2 separate regions of the Homo sapiens genome follow, and region 1 is linked to region 2. A link is a contact called in ENCODE Hi-C or POLR2A ChIA-PET data. All regions are on one chromosome and are shown on one strand. Each heading gives the region's core, a stretch centred on a gene start or an enhancer-like site at or near the end of the contact. The rest is flanking DNA. Distances are from core to core; before and after follow the strand shown. Region 1 holds the start of TECR (trans-2,3-enoyl-CoA reductase). Region 2 overlaps LINC01841 (long intergenic non-protein coding RNA 1841).

Region 1 (6,463 bases), core at 3,903-6,402, 190 kb before region 2:
TCACCCCTGGGCAAGGTGCGGTGGCTCACACCTATAATCCCAGCACTTTGGGATGCCAAGGCAGGAGGATCGCTTGAGCCCAGGAGTTCGAGACCAGCCTGGACTAACATGGTGAAACCCCATCTCTACTAAAACTACAGAAATTAGCCGGGCATGGTGGCACCCACCTGTAATAACAGCTACTTGGGAGGCTGAGGCAGGAAAATCGCTTGAACCGGGGAGGTGGAGGTTGCAGTGAGGTGAGATCACATCACTGCACTCCAGCCTGGGTGACAGAGCGAGACTCTGTCACAAAAAAAAAAAAAAAAAAAAAAAAAAAAAAGGCCAGGCATGGTGGCTCACTCCTGTAATCCCAGCACCCTGGGAGGCCGAGGCGGGCGGATCATAAGGTCAGGAGATCGAGACCATCCTGGCTAACACGGTGAAACCTCATCTCTACTAAAAATACAAAAAATTAGCCAGGCATGGTGGCAGGCACCTGTAGTTCCAGCTACTCGGGAGGCTGAGGCAGGAGAATGGCGTGAACCCGGGAGGCGGAGCTTACAGTGAGCCAAGATGGAGCCACTGCACTCCAGCCTGGGCGAGAGTGCGAGACTCTGTGTAAAAAAAAAAAAAGAAAGAAAACACCCTAAATGTGGGTTATGGGGGACCCCAAGAGGCTCGCTTCTGGGTATTCAGCTGCGGGAAATGGGCAGTGACCTGGACTGCTGGAGGCTGAAGACAGACTGATTTTCTCAGGAATTAACAGGCTCAATTACAAGATGTAGTAGCTGTTTTTCCAGTTGCTGCTGGGCTCATTGCTTTGAGTCTCATCTGCAGTGGCAAAAACAGCAATAAAATAAAAAAATACATTAAAAAAATACTGTATCCTAGGATAAGCAGTTCGCTTACCGACCTAGCTCTGACCCCAAGACAATGCTAAGGCCTGCTCTGGTATTCTAAGAAGACGGCTTCAGCCAAGGCCTGGAGGTGACCCGTTCTAGAGAGAGGCTTCACCTCAATTAGGCCACAGAGTGGAAAACTTTTCCTCTCAGATCAGATGAGATTTGGCAGTGATATGAGGCTACTATGGAAACAGCCACCGATCTCCACTACTGCTGGGATCCCAACTGCCATGATAACAGTCCTCAACCAGACATTAATTTGTTGCGTGACAGTCAGCACGTCCTGCACCCCTCTGGGCATTACCTCTATCAGTTGTAAACTGCACTTCATAATCTCCAAGGTCTCTCCAGGGGCCAACCTTTCAGTGGACAACAGACTGCTTGAGGGTGGGAAGATGGATTTAGTCCCAAGCAGAAATAGATTTTTTTCTTTTTTTTTTTGAGACAGAGTCTCGTTCTTGTCACCCAGGCTGGAGTGCAGTGGTGCGATCTCAGCTCACTGCAACCTCCACCTCCCAGGTTGAAGTGATTCTCCTGCCTCAGCCTCCCAAGTACCTGGGATTTCAGGCGTGCGCCACCACACCCAGCTAATTTTTTATTTTTTGTAGAGACGGAGTTTCATCATGTTGGCCAGGCTGGTCTCAAACTCCTGACCTCACATGATTTGCCCACCTTGGTGTCCCAAAGTGCTGGGATTACAGGCATGAGCCACTGTGCCCAGCTGAAATATATCCTTTATTTATTTTTTTTAAAACAGAGTCTCGCTCTGTCACCCAGGCTGGAGTACAGTGGCGTGATCTCAGCTCATGGCAACTCCGCCTCCCAGCTTCAAGTGATTCTCATTCCTCAGCCTCGAAGCCAGTAGCTGGGACTACAAGCACGTGCCACCATACCCAGCTAATTTTTTTGTTTTTAGTAGAGACGAGGTTTCACCATGTTGACCAGGCTGGTCTCGAACTCCTGACTTCAAGTGATTCACCCGTCTCAGCCTCCCAAAGTGCTGGGATTACAGGCATGAGCCACCTCGCCCGGCCAGAAATATATTCTTTGATGTAGACAAACCTTTTCTCAAATTGCTTGTTAAGTGTGAGTGAAAGCATCCTTTCTATTTTTACTGACCTACAATACACACATGCAGTTAAACTAATCTGCTTGCTATGCAATCCGCTGGGCCGGGAAACAACTGCTTCTCCCACCCAGAAGCCCTGTAGCTATCGCCTCTATGGGTACTTGGCAAAGGTTGGCAGAGAATAACAAACAACACAGCAAAATAACAATTTATTTTTTCCTTCAAGGTCACTTTGAACAGTGAGTTTGAAGCTTCCCTTTTTTTTTTTTTTTTTTTTTTTGAGACAGACTCTCGCTCTGTCATCCAGGCTGGAGTACAGTGGCATGATCTCAGCTCACTGCAACCTCTGCCTCCAAGTAGCTGAGATTACAGGCGTGTGCCACAACACTCGGCTCACTTTTGTATTTTTAGTAGAGACAAGGTTTCTCCATGTTAGCCAGGCTGGTCTTGAACTCCTCACCTCAAGCGATCCGGCCACCTCAGCCTACCAAAGTGCTGGGATTACAGGCGTGAGCCACCATGCCTGGCCAAAGCTCCCCCTTCTTTCTGGGAGAGAAAAGGATTAAGTACGGTGGAGCATATTCTCCAGTCCAAGTCTTGGGCCTCAGGCTGTGCCCAGCTTCCTGGAACAAAAGCACGCACCCCCAGGGTGCTCAGAGGCCTACTTTATCTGACTGTTAACTAGCAAAACTAAACCAACTACATTTGCAAAATGCCATATGGATGTTCCAAACTGCATGTTTCAAGCTGGACATGGTAGCTTTTTTTTTTTTTTTTTTTTTTCTTCAAACAGGGTCTCTGTTGCCCAGGCTGGAGTGCAGTGGCCTGATTTTTGGGCTCACTGCAGCCTCAACCTCCTGGGCTCAAGCCATCCTCCTGCTTCAGCCTCCCGAGTAGCTGAGACTACAGTAGTGGGACTACAGGTTTAGATATAGAGTTTGAGAGGGGAATCCACATCAGAACTTCATTCTAGAATGAAAACTTAAATGACAGAGATTATTGAATACAAACCTCCTCATTCTTGATACCATGTCAAAAATTACAGGATTTGTGGGTTAAAGGCTTCTAAGGGGCTAGGCACCGTGGCTCATGCCTGTAATCCCAGCACTCTGGGAGGCCAAGGTGGGTGGATCACCTGAGGTCGGGAGTTCGAGACCAGCCTGACCAACATGGAGAAACCCTGTCTCTACTAAAAATACAAAATTAGCCGGGCATGGTGGCTCATGACTGTAATTCCGGCTACTCAGGAGGCTGGGGCAGGAGAATCACTTGAACCCGGGAGGTGGAGGTTGCGGTGAGCCAAGATCACGCCATTGCACTCCAGCGTACTCAACAAGAGCGAAACTCCGTCTCAAAAAAAGGCTTCAAAGGATTGTGGGTAAATTTCCAAAAATAGTAGCAATAAAGGGGGCAGGAGGCAGAGGTAGTAATATTCAACTTGTCAATAAAAACAAACAGCCGGGCGCACTAGCTCACACCTGTAATCCCAGTACTTTGGGAGGCCGAGGAGGGCAAATCACTTGAGGTCAAGAGTTTGAGGCCAGCCTGGTCAACATGGTGAAACCCCCATCTCTACTAAAAATACAAAAAATTAGCCGGGCATGGTGGCGGTCACCTGTAATCCCAGCTATTCAGGAGGCTGAGGCAGGAGAATCGCTTAAACCCAGGAGGCGGAGTTTGCAGTAGGCCGAGATCGCGCCATTGCACTCCAGCCCGGGCAATAAGACCGAAACTCTGTCTCCAAAAGAAAAAAAAAATCCTTCTACGTATCCAAGGTACCTAGAGTAGTCAATTCATTAAGACGGAATGGTGGCTGAGTAGAATGGTGGCTGCCAGAGGTGGAGGTGGAGAGGAATGGGGAGTTAGTATTTAACGTCTACAGCTTCTGTTTTCCAAGATGCAAAGAGTTCTGGAGATGGGTGGTGGTGATGGTTGCACAACAATGTGAATGTTCTTAATGCCACTGAACTGCACACTTAAAAATAGTCAAGATGGTAAATTTTATGTGTATTTTGCCAGAATTTTTTAAATTGGAGGGGAAGTGAGAAACAAGAAATCGCTCGACCTGCTATTTTTCATTTGAGGACCAGCATGGCATAGTGGCTAGGAACTAAGACCTTGGCGTCCTGAGTTCCCCTATCTGTTTTGCATTTACTAACTAGGGGCCTTTGAACAAGTCACTTTATATCTCTGAGACTTTATTCATCCTTACAAACAGGAATAATAATAGTTCTTATACAAGGTAACAGAATCTCACCAGCACAAGAGTAAGCACTTGCTAAATTGTTATTTTGAATTTTAATAACAAATTTTATTATTTGATGATAGTTACTTAAAAGTCAGCAATAATTCAGGGATAATTGGTTGAATTATTAATATTATATTATCACCTAGGGCGATAAGCACATCAGAAGACTTCGTTTTAAGGGAAAAAGAGACCCAAGTTAGGAGTCAGAAGACTTGGGCTTCAAGAGTGGCTGTGGGTGGGTATAAGATTTCTCCTTGGTGACACCCAAGGGTTGACGTAGATGACCTCTTTGATAACCAGAAAGCAAGATCAGCTTCGCTGCTCTGCGAAAGCCAGCCGTGGAGCTGCACCTCCCTCACCGCCTAAGTCTCCCGGGAACGTCCCGGGCGAGGGAAGGGGTCCAAAGGTCGTACACAAGAATACTGATAGCAAAGCCCCTTCCTACGCTGGTGACGGCGGCGTGGCGCAAGATTTGTGCAAGACTCCCTCGGATTGGGAGCAAGGGTCCCGCACCTTCGTGGCTCCCATGACAAAGTCTGCAACTCAGCCCGCTGGGGGAGCTGCAAGGAACCTGCAAGCGTCCCAGCCCCTGCAGAGACCCCCAAGAAAAAGTACCCCCAAAACAGCCTGGGTTGCAGATTTATAAATACTTCCTGCGCACATGCGCATTGGAATTTACGAGTGGCCCGGGGCGCAACGCTTGCCCACTGCGCCTGCGCCGTCTGGCTCTTCCTTCGGGGCACAGGACCAGAAAGTGGGGTCCCGTGGTCCCGCAAAGAAGGAAAAAGAATGGGTCAGCAGTGGCCACACGGCCCCTGTTTCTCGCTTCTTACCTCGTAATGCTTCATGGCTCCCTCCCACGGCGGCTACTGCTCCGCGGCTGCTGCTGCCTAACTGCGCGGCACAGCACAGGCTCCCTACAGCGCTCGCAACCGCAGCGATAGACTAAACGCGGCTCTGCGTCCGCCCCGCCCCTCCAGGCCGCGCGCGCCCCGTCGGCCAATCAGGGCACGAGGCGCCCACGTTCGCCCCTGCTCCTTGGGGCCGGTCCGAACCAAGACTAGGACTAGCACCAGGGGATTGACCAATCAACTTGCGAGACCAATCGAAGGGGGCGGAACGCCTGTAGGAGGGGCTAAAGAGAAGGGGCTTGACCATCCACCAATCCAAAGGAGGTCTCTGCCCCGCGCGTCCCTTTGCCACGCCCCCTGATGGCGTCGCTGTGGAAACCAAGGTAAGCGACGGTTAGGCCAGACGCGGGGGCGGGGTAAGAAGTTGAGTGACAGGCAAGGCAGCATCCACATGACAGGCGGCGCCGAAGGGGTAAATTCTGAGGTGGGCGGCCCCCGGGGTACACCGGGAACAGCAGGAGAGGGCTAGGGGCTGGGGTCGCGGGCTGCGGAGTCTGGTTGGCGAGGAGGTCACTATGGGAGGAGACTCTTGAGTGGGAGGGAAGGAAAGGCGAAACGGAGTCGCGAAAAGCTCCCCATTTGGGAACCCCCAACCTGCAAGAACCTTGAGCCCCAGCCCCATTCTGGGGTGGCTTCACTGCCGTTTTTAATGAAAGCCCCGCCCCACTTTGTTTTTCTGTTTTGTTTTGTTTTTGAAACAATCTCGTTCTGTCCCCCAGCTGGAGTGCAGTGGCGCAATGACGGCTCACGCAACCTCCGCCTCCCGGGTTCAAGCGATTCTCATGCCTCAGCCTCCCAAGTAGATGAGATTACAGGCACCCGCCACCACGCCCGACTAATTTTTGTATTTTTTTTAGTAGAGACGGGGTTTCCCCATGGTTGGCCAGGCTGGTCTTGAACTCCTGACCTCAGGTGATCCTCCCGCCTCAGCCTCCCAAAGTGCTAGGATTACAGGCCTGAGCCACCCCGCCCGGCCCCCCTCCACACTTTGCTCCGCCCTATGGACAGGGGAACTACATTGGTCTCTGCCTGACGTCCAGAATCGTGTCTAGTGGCTCCAATGGGGCCACTGAGCCCTTGAAATGGGGCTGGTCCAGGCCGGGAACGATGGCTCACACCTGTAATCCTAGCACCTTGGGAGGCCGAGGGGGGCAGATCACGAGGTGAGGAGTTCGAGACCAGCCTGGCAGATATGGTGAAACCTCATCGCTACTAAAAATACAAAAATTAGCCGGGCGTGGTGGTACACACCTGTAGTCCCAGCTAATCAGGAGGCTGAGGCAGAAGAATTGCTTGAACCCGGGAGGCGGAGGTTGCAGTGAGCCAAGATCTCGCCACTACACTCCAGCCT
Region 2 (6,406 bases), core at 2,685-5,184:
TATGTTGCCCAGGCTGGTCTTGAACCCCTGGGCTCAAGCGATCCTCCCACTTTGGCCTCCCAAAGTGCTGGGATTACATGCGTGAACTACTGTACCTGGCTGCACTTCACTTTTTTTTTTAATTTTTGGGACGGAGTCTCACACTGTCGCCCAGGCTGGAGTGCAGTGGTGCGATCCTGGCTCACTGCAACCTCTGCCTCCCGGGTTCAAGCGATTCTCCTGTCTCAGCCTCCTGAGTAGCTGGGACTACAAGCGCATACCACCAAGCCCGGCTAATTTTTGTATTTTTAGTAGAGACAGGGTTTTGCCATGTTGGCCAGGCTGGCTTCAAACTCCTGACCTCAAGTGATCCACCTGCCTCAGCCTCCCAAAGTGCTGGGATTACAGACATGAGCCATTGCACTCGGCCTGCACTTCATGTTTTAATGCACTCTGCCAAGTTGCTCCCCAAAAGTGCTGTGCACGTTGCACTCCCTTCCAAATGGAACCTTTCTAAGAATGTATTTCAAATATAGGTCATAGCTGCCCAGTGATGCTGCATTCTGGTCATAATAGTGGTTTTGTCCAGAGTGAGAGAGGTGCGGAGGCTTTCTTTATTTTGTTTTATTTTATTTTTTAAAAGATGGGGTCTCTCTCTGTCACTCAGGTTGGAGTGCAGTGGTGCGATCATAGCTCACTGCAGCCTCAAACTCCTGGGCTCAAGTGATCCTCCCATCTCAGCCTCCCAAATAGCTGGGCCTATAGGCATGCACTACCATGCTCAGCTAATTCTTTTGTTGTTGTTGTTGAGACGAAGCCTCGCTCTGTCGCCCAGGCTGGAGTGCAGTGGCACAATCTCGGCTCGCTGCAAGCTCCGCCTCCCAGGTTTGTGCCATTCTCCTGCCTCGGCCTCCCGAGTAGCTGAGACTACAGGCGCCCGCCACCACACCCTGCTAATTTTGTTTTGTATTTTTAATAGAGACGGGGTTTTACCATGTTAGCCAGGATGGTCTCAATCTCCTGTGATCCACCCACCTCGGCCTCCCAAAGTGCTGGGATTACAGGCGTGAGCCACCACACCCGGCCAATTCTTTTTTTTAGAGATGGGATCTCACTATGATGCCCAGGCTGGTCTTTTTTTTTTTTTCTTTTTTTTTGACATGGAGTCTCGCTTTGTTGCCCAGACTGGAGTGCAGTGACATGATCTCGGCTCACTGCAGCCTCTGCTTCCTGGGTTCAATTGATTCTCCTGCCTCAGCTTCCCAACTAGTTGGGACTACAGGCATGAGCCACCATGCCCAGCTAATTTTTGTATTTTTAGTAGAGATGAGGTTTCACCATGTTGGCCAGGCTGGTCTTGAACTCCTGGCCTCAAATGATCCTCCTGCCTCTGCCTCACAAAGCACTGGATTACGGGCATGAGCCACCGTGCCTGGCTTTGCAGAGGCTTTCTTAACCTGTTCCTTGGGTATTGAGTCCCTCTCTGGTTTGCCTGAACTCCAAAGGGGCTGGGAGATCTAGGATATGGTTGATCTGAGAGATGATCTCAGTAAGCATGGGTAGGGGAGAAGGAGAGTGAGGAAGGGAAGGGCAGGTAGCCAATGAAGGGTGTTTATGAGCCAGTTTCCACTGTGGGCAACTCAATTATGCTGGAGAATGCTGAAATCAAATAGAGCACACTCTTCAGAGGGTGCCCACCTAGGGGCGAGGGAGCTGGGATATTTATCCACCAACTCCCATCAGCCATTGCTCAAGGTCTGCTCCAGGAGAGTGTTTGTTCTCCATACTTTCCACCCACTCAGCAGCCAGAGCCACTTCTCGGGAGCTGGTTCTTAGAAGCTGTGGGGTCAGCGTGCCCAGGAGTGCGTGGGGGACATGAGTGGGTGTTGACATTCTGGGGAGGGGGAGACAGAGGATAAAAAGAACAAATAAAGCATAGAGCATGTTCAAAAGGGGCCGGGCGCAGTGGCTCACACCTGTAATCCCAGCAATTTGGGAGGCCAAGACAGGCGGATCACTTGGGATCAGGAGTTTGAGACCAGCCTGGCCAACCTGGTGAAACTCCCTCTCTACTAAAAAAAAATACAAAAATTAGCCAGGTGGTGGTGTGCACCTGTAATCCCAGCTACTCAGGAGGCTGAGGTGGGAGAATCGATTGAATCCGGGAGGCGGAGGTTGCAGTGAGCCGAGATCACGCACCTGCACCCCAGCCTGGGCGACAGAGTAAGACCCTGTCTCAACAAAACAAAACAAAACAAAACAAAACAAAAACAAAAAGGGGTAAGTGTTGGGGACAAAAAGAAAATTAGACCAGCCCAAGATAAGGCGAAGAGGCTGTGGGGGAAGGTTCCTAGCATCCAACTTGGCACCCAGTAGGCGACAATAAATGTTCTGTTGCTTCTCTCTGGTCCATGGGGTGAAGGAGAGAGAGAGAGAGAATGCCCTGGTGTAGTGGGAGCCTGGGCAGGGGAGGAGGAAAGTGGGGAGGGAGCCAGTGTTAATGATGCTGAAAAGTAATCGGCCCTTCTCTCTGGGAGGCGGTGAAACTCTAATTAGAATGAAAATGTAGTTTAATGAGGATGAAAACGGTAATTGTGCCAGGCAGCGCAGTTCAGAAGTGTCGCTTTCCCTTGGGGCACCTTGCTGGCCTCTGAGGCTCTGGGCATGGGTGAGAAGGACTCAGGGCTGGGAAGGCAGGGGATTGTCAGTGCCTCAGTTTCCCCCCAAAGTGTCCTCCCGCTGGCATGGGGTAAAGAGCCTGTGTAGAGCCCCACGTGCCCCTGGGGCTGGTTCCAGGTGCCCAGAGCAACGTTTTTCCATCCCACACTTTATTCCTATTAATAATACAACCATCCGTGGAACCATATCAGTGATGCCATTTATTGAGTGCCTACTATGTGCCAGGTACCATTCTAACCCCTTCACAGATGCTAACTCAGGTAATCCTTAAAATTATCCTCATTTTACAGATGGGAACACTGAGGCACAGATAAACCATTGACCCTGGTAGGGATATTTTAAAGAGCGGGTGAGGGCCGGGCGTGGTGGCTCACACCTGTAATCCCAGCACTTTGGGAGGCTGAGGCGGGCGGACCACTTGAGGTCAGGAGTTCAAGACTAGCCTGAAAAACATGGCAAAACCCCATCTCTACTAAAAATACAAAAATTAGCCGGAGGTAGTGGTGCGTGTTTGTAGTCCCAGCTACTTGGGAGGCTGAGGCAGGAGAATAGCTTGAACTCAGGAGGCGGAGGTTGCAGTGAGCCGAGATGGTGCCACTGTACTCCAGCCTGGATGACAGAGAAGGACTCCGTCTCAAAAAAAAAAAAAAAAAAAAGAGTGGGTGAGGAGAAAGGTGGAATACAGTAGCCAGGTGCCTCCTTCTTTCTTTTTTTTATTTTCTTTTTCTTTTTTCTTTTCTTTTCTTTTCTTTTTTTTTTTTTTTTTTTGAGACAGTCTTGCTTTGTTGCCCAGGCTGGAGTGAAGTGGTGTGATCTCGGCTCACTGCAACCTTCGCCTGCTGAGTTCAAGCGATTCTCGTGCCTCAGCCTCTTGAGTAGCTGGGATTACAGGCATACACGACCACACCGGCTGATTTTTGTATTTTTAGTAGAGATGGGGTTTTGCCATGTTGATCAGGCTGGTCTTGAACTCCTGGCCTCAAGTTCAAGATTTGCCTGCCTCGGCCTCCCAAAGTGCTGGGATTACAGGAGTGAGTCATTGCGCCCAGCTATCCTTTCTTTAACCAGGTGGGTGCTAGGGGCATGAAGGAATTGCCAGCCATCGAGGCCAGGGGATCTTCTCCCTCCTCCTCCCCCTGGCCCAGGATCCTCACTATTTCGGTTCTTCACTTCTTTTTAATGCTCTAATCACGCCTCTCTCTTTAATGCTCTAATCACACCTCTCCACTCGAAGGTGGGCGTGGCTAGACGATTGGTGGGCGTAGCTAGATGAGAGGGCGTGGTTTATGTACAGTGGGCATGGTTTGATACACAGTGGGCGTGGCTAGAAGCGCATTCTGCGTGGCAGAATTTACCAACCCATCTTAACTTGGAGGAATCAGAAACTGGAGCCATAGCAGTAAACTACAGAACCCAGACACAAAGCCGTGGCTTCTGGCCCCAGGGCCTGAGCTTTCTTGCCATGGAAAGCTGAAGGGTTCTTCAAGTGTTCTGGGTAAGACTGAGGTTCATAAGATCTCAAAGTCTCTGCTTTTGTTTCTGGAGGAACCGCCAATAAAATGCAACCTGCAATGAGGCCTAGACAGAAGAGAAATGTTCATTGAGGCCAGTTGGGCAATAAAAGGAGATCTAGCTGGAGTCCCAGATCAGAGGAGATAGCCAGCCTGGGCAACATAGTGAGACCCCATCCCTACAAAAATAATTTTTAAAAATTTATCTGGGCATGGTGGCACACACCTGTGGTCCCAGCTACTCAGGAGGCTGAGGCAGGAGGATGGCTTGAGCCCAGGAGGTTGATGCTGCAGTGATTGCGGTGAGCTATTATGGTGCCACTGCATTCCAGCCTGGGCAACGGAGTGAGGCTCTATCTCAAGAAAAAAAAGGAAAAGAAAAGATCAAGGGAGATTAGATTGTTTGCCACGTATATGGCAGACAAATCATTAAGAGCCTTAATATACAAAAAGCACATATGAATCAATAAGAAAAAAAAGACAAACATCCCAAATGTGAAATTGGCACAGGGCTTGAATAGGGGGTTCACAAAGGAGTGAGAGCTTAACAAACCTCTGTAAAGATGCTCAATCTGACCGTTCAGCTGAAGAATCACTTTTCCTTGTCAAGCTTATGAGTGTGTGTGAAGTTTTGGGAATGCACACTTGAGCACGGTCATGGGAGTTTAAATTGACACAACTTTTTTTTTTTTAATTTTTTGAGACAGGGTCTCACTATGTCACCCATGCTGGAGTGCAGTGGCACAATCACGGCTCACTGCAGCCTCAACCTCCTAGGCTTAAGGAATCCTCCCACCTCAGCCTGCCAAATAGCTGACTACAGGTACAGGTCACCACACCCAGCTAATTTTTTAAAAACTTTTTGTAACATGGGGTCTCACGACTTGCCCAGGCTGGTCTCAAACTCCTGATCTCAAGTGATCCTCCCTCCTCGGCCACCCAAAGTGCTAGGATTACAGATGTCAGCCACCGCACCCGGCCACGATACAACTTTCTTGGGATGGTGTTCTAGATATTAGTATTAAACCTTTAAGCATGTGGATTCTCTGACCCAGCAAATCCACCTCTAGGAATTTATGTCAGGGATATAATCAGTCAAATAGGTGGAGAACTATAAAGAATAGGCTGGGCACGGTGGCTCACGCCTGTAATCCCAGCACTTTGGGAGGCTGAGGCGGGCAGATCACCTGAGGTCAGGAGTTCGAGACCAGGTTGGCCAACATGGTGAAACGCCGTCTCTACTAAAAATACAAAAATCAGCCGGGCGTGGTGGCAGGCGCCTGTAATCCCAGCTACTCGGGAGGCTGAGGCAGGAGAATTGCTTGAACCTGGGAGGCAGAGGTTGCAGTGAGCCGATATTGTACCATTGCACTCCAGCCTGGGGGACAAGAGCAAGACTTCGTCTCAAAAAAAGAAAAGAAAAGAAAAGAATAACTAACACAGGGTGGTTAAGAGCTCTGGAATCAGACAGCCAGGGTTCGAATTCTGGCTTCACCACCTTCAAGCTGTGTGACCTAAGTCATATGGTTTATTGTTACGGTTCCCAGATTTTCTCATCAGTAAAATGGGCCTCTCATGAGGACTCCATGAGGCAAAGTGTGTGAAATGCTTAGCCTTCTGCCAGGCACATAGAGGATGCTTGCTGTTACCATCATTAAGAAAAGCTTTAAAAGAGGCTGGAAACAATGGAGGTACCTGGGCTCTGGGGATTGGCTACATGCATAGTAGAAAATGAAAGTGGGCTGGGCATGGTGGCTCATGCCTGTAATCCCAGCACTTTGGGAGGCCCAGGTGGGAGGATCGCCTGAGCCCAGGAGTTCAAGACTAGCCTGGGCAACATAGCCAGATCCCAACTCTACAAAAACTAAAAAATTAGCCAGGCATGGTGGCACATGTCTGTACTTCCAGCTACTTGGGAGGCTGAGGGGGGAGGATTGCTTGAGCCCAAGGAGGTGGAGGCTGCAGTGAGCGCATATCGCACCACTGCACTCCAACCTGGGTGACAGAATGAGAACCTGTCTCAACAAAGAAAAGGAAATTAAAAGCTGGGTGTGGTGGCTGACACCTGTAATCTCAGCACTTTGGGAGGCTGAGGTGGGCGGATCACTTGAGGTCACGAGTTCGAGACCAGCCTGGCCAACTTGGTGAAACCCTGTCTCTACTAATAATACAAAAATTAGCTGGATGTGTTGGTGGGTGCCTGTAATCCCAGCTACTTGGGAGGTGAGGCAGGAGAA

The links. Hi-C counts contacts between places; a loop is a spot of excess contacts on that map. ChIA-PET counts read pairs that join two places held with the same protein, here RNA polymerase II (POLR2A). Pooled maps may share reads with other maps.
Region 1: a pooled map shows a loop between it and region 2 (2.5-fold over the local background). The contact joins the promoter of TECR here to the enhancer-like site in region 2. A Hi-C loop is called at or near these places in 1 of 50 pooled maps. POLR2A ChIA-PET finds 5 or more read pairs at or near these places in 2 of 52 experiments (HEK293 and activated CD4-positive, alpha-beta T cell).

What each region holds. Positions count from the first base shown.
Region 1 is chr19:14,528,283-14,534,745 of GRCh38, reverse strand. It overlaps TECR (trans-2,3-enoyl-CoA reductase), which reads right to left and starts at 5,152. Exons shown (of 13, transcript NM_138501.6): 1 at 5,035-5,152. The coding sequence starts at 5,049. It overlaps MIR639 (microRNA 639), which reads right to left and starts at 5,203; the gene lies at 5,106-5,203. It also overlaps a transcript of DNAJB1 not described here. RefSeq lists enhancers at 4,401-4,460, 4,824-5,408 and a silencer at 5,061-5,350.
Region 2 is chr19:14,335,204-14,341,609 of GRCh38, reverse strand. All of the region lies in intron 1 of LINC01841 (long intergenic non-protein coding RNA 1841), which reads left to right. All of the region lies in intron 1 of LINC01842 (long intergenic non-protein coding RNA 1842), which reads right to left. Among named protein-coding and RNA genes, the nearest start is that of LINC01842, 4.7 kb to the right of the region's middle. RefSeq lists enhancers at 2,129-2,629, 2,630-3,130 and a silencer at 3,827-4,027. Within about 2 kb of position 3,934, at least 2 of the 41 ENCODE cell types and tissues checked have a DNase peak (open chromatin) inside an H3K27ac peak, as active enhancers do.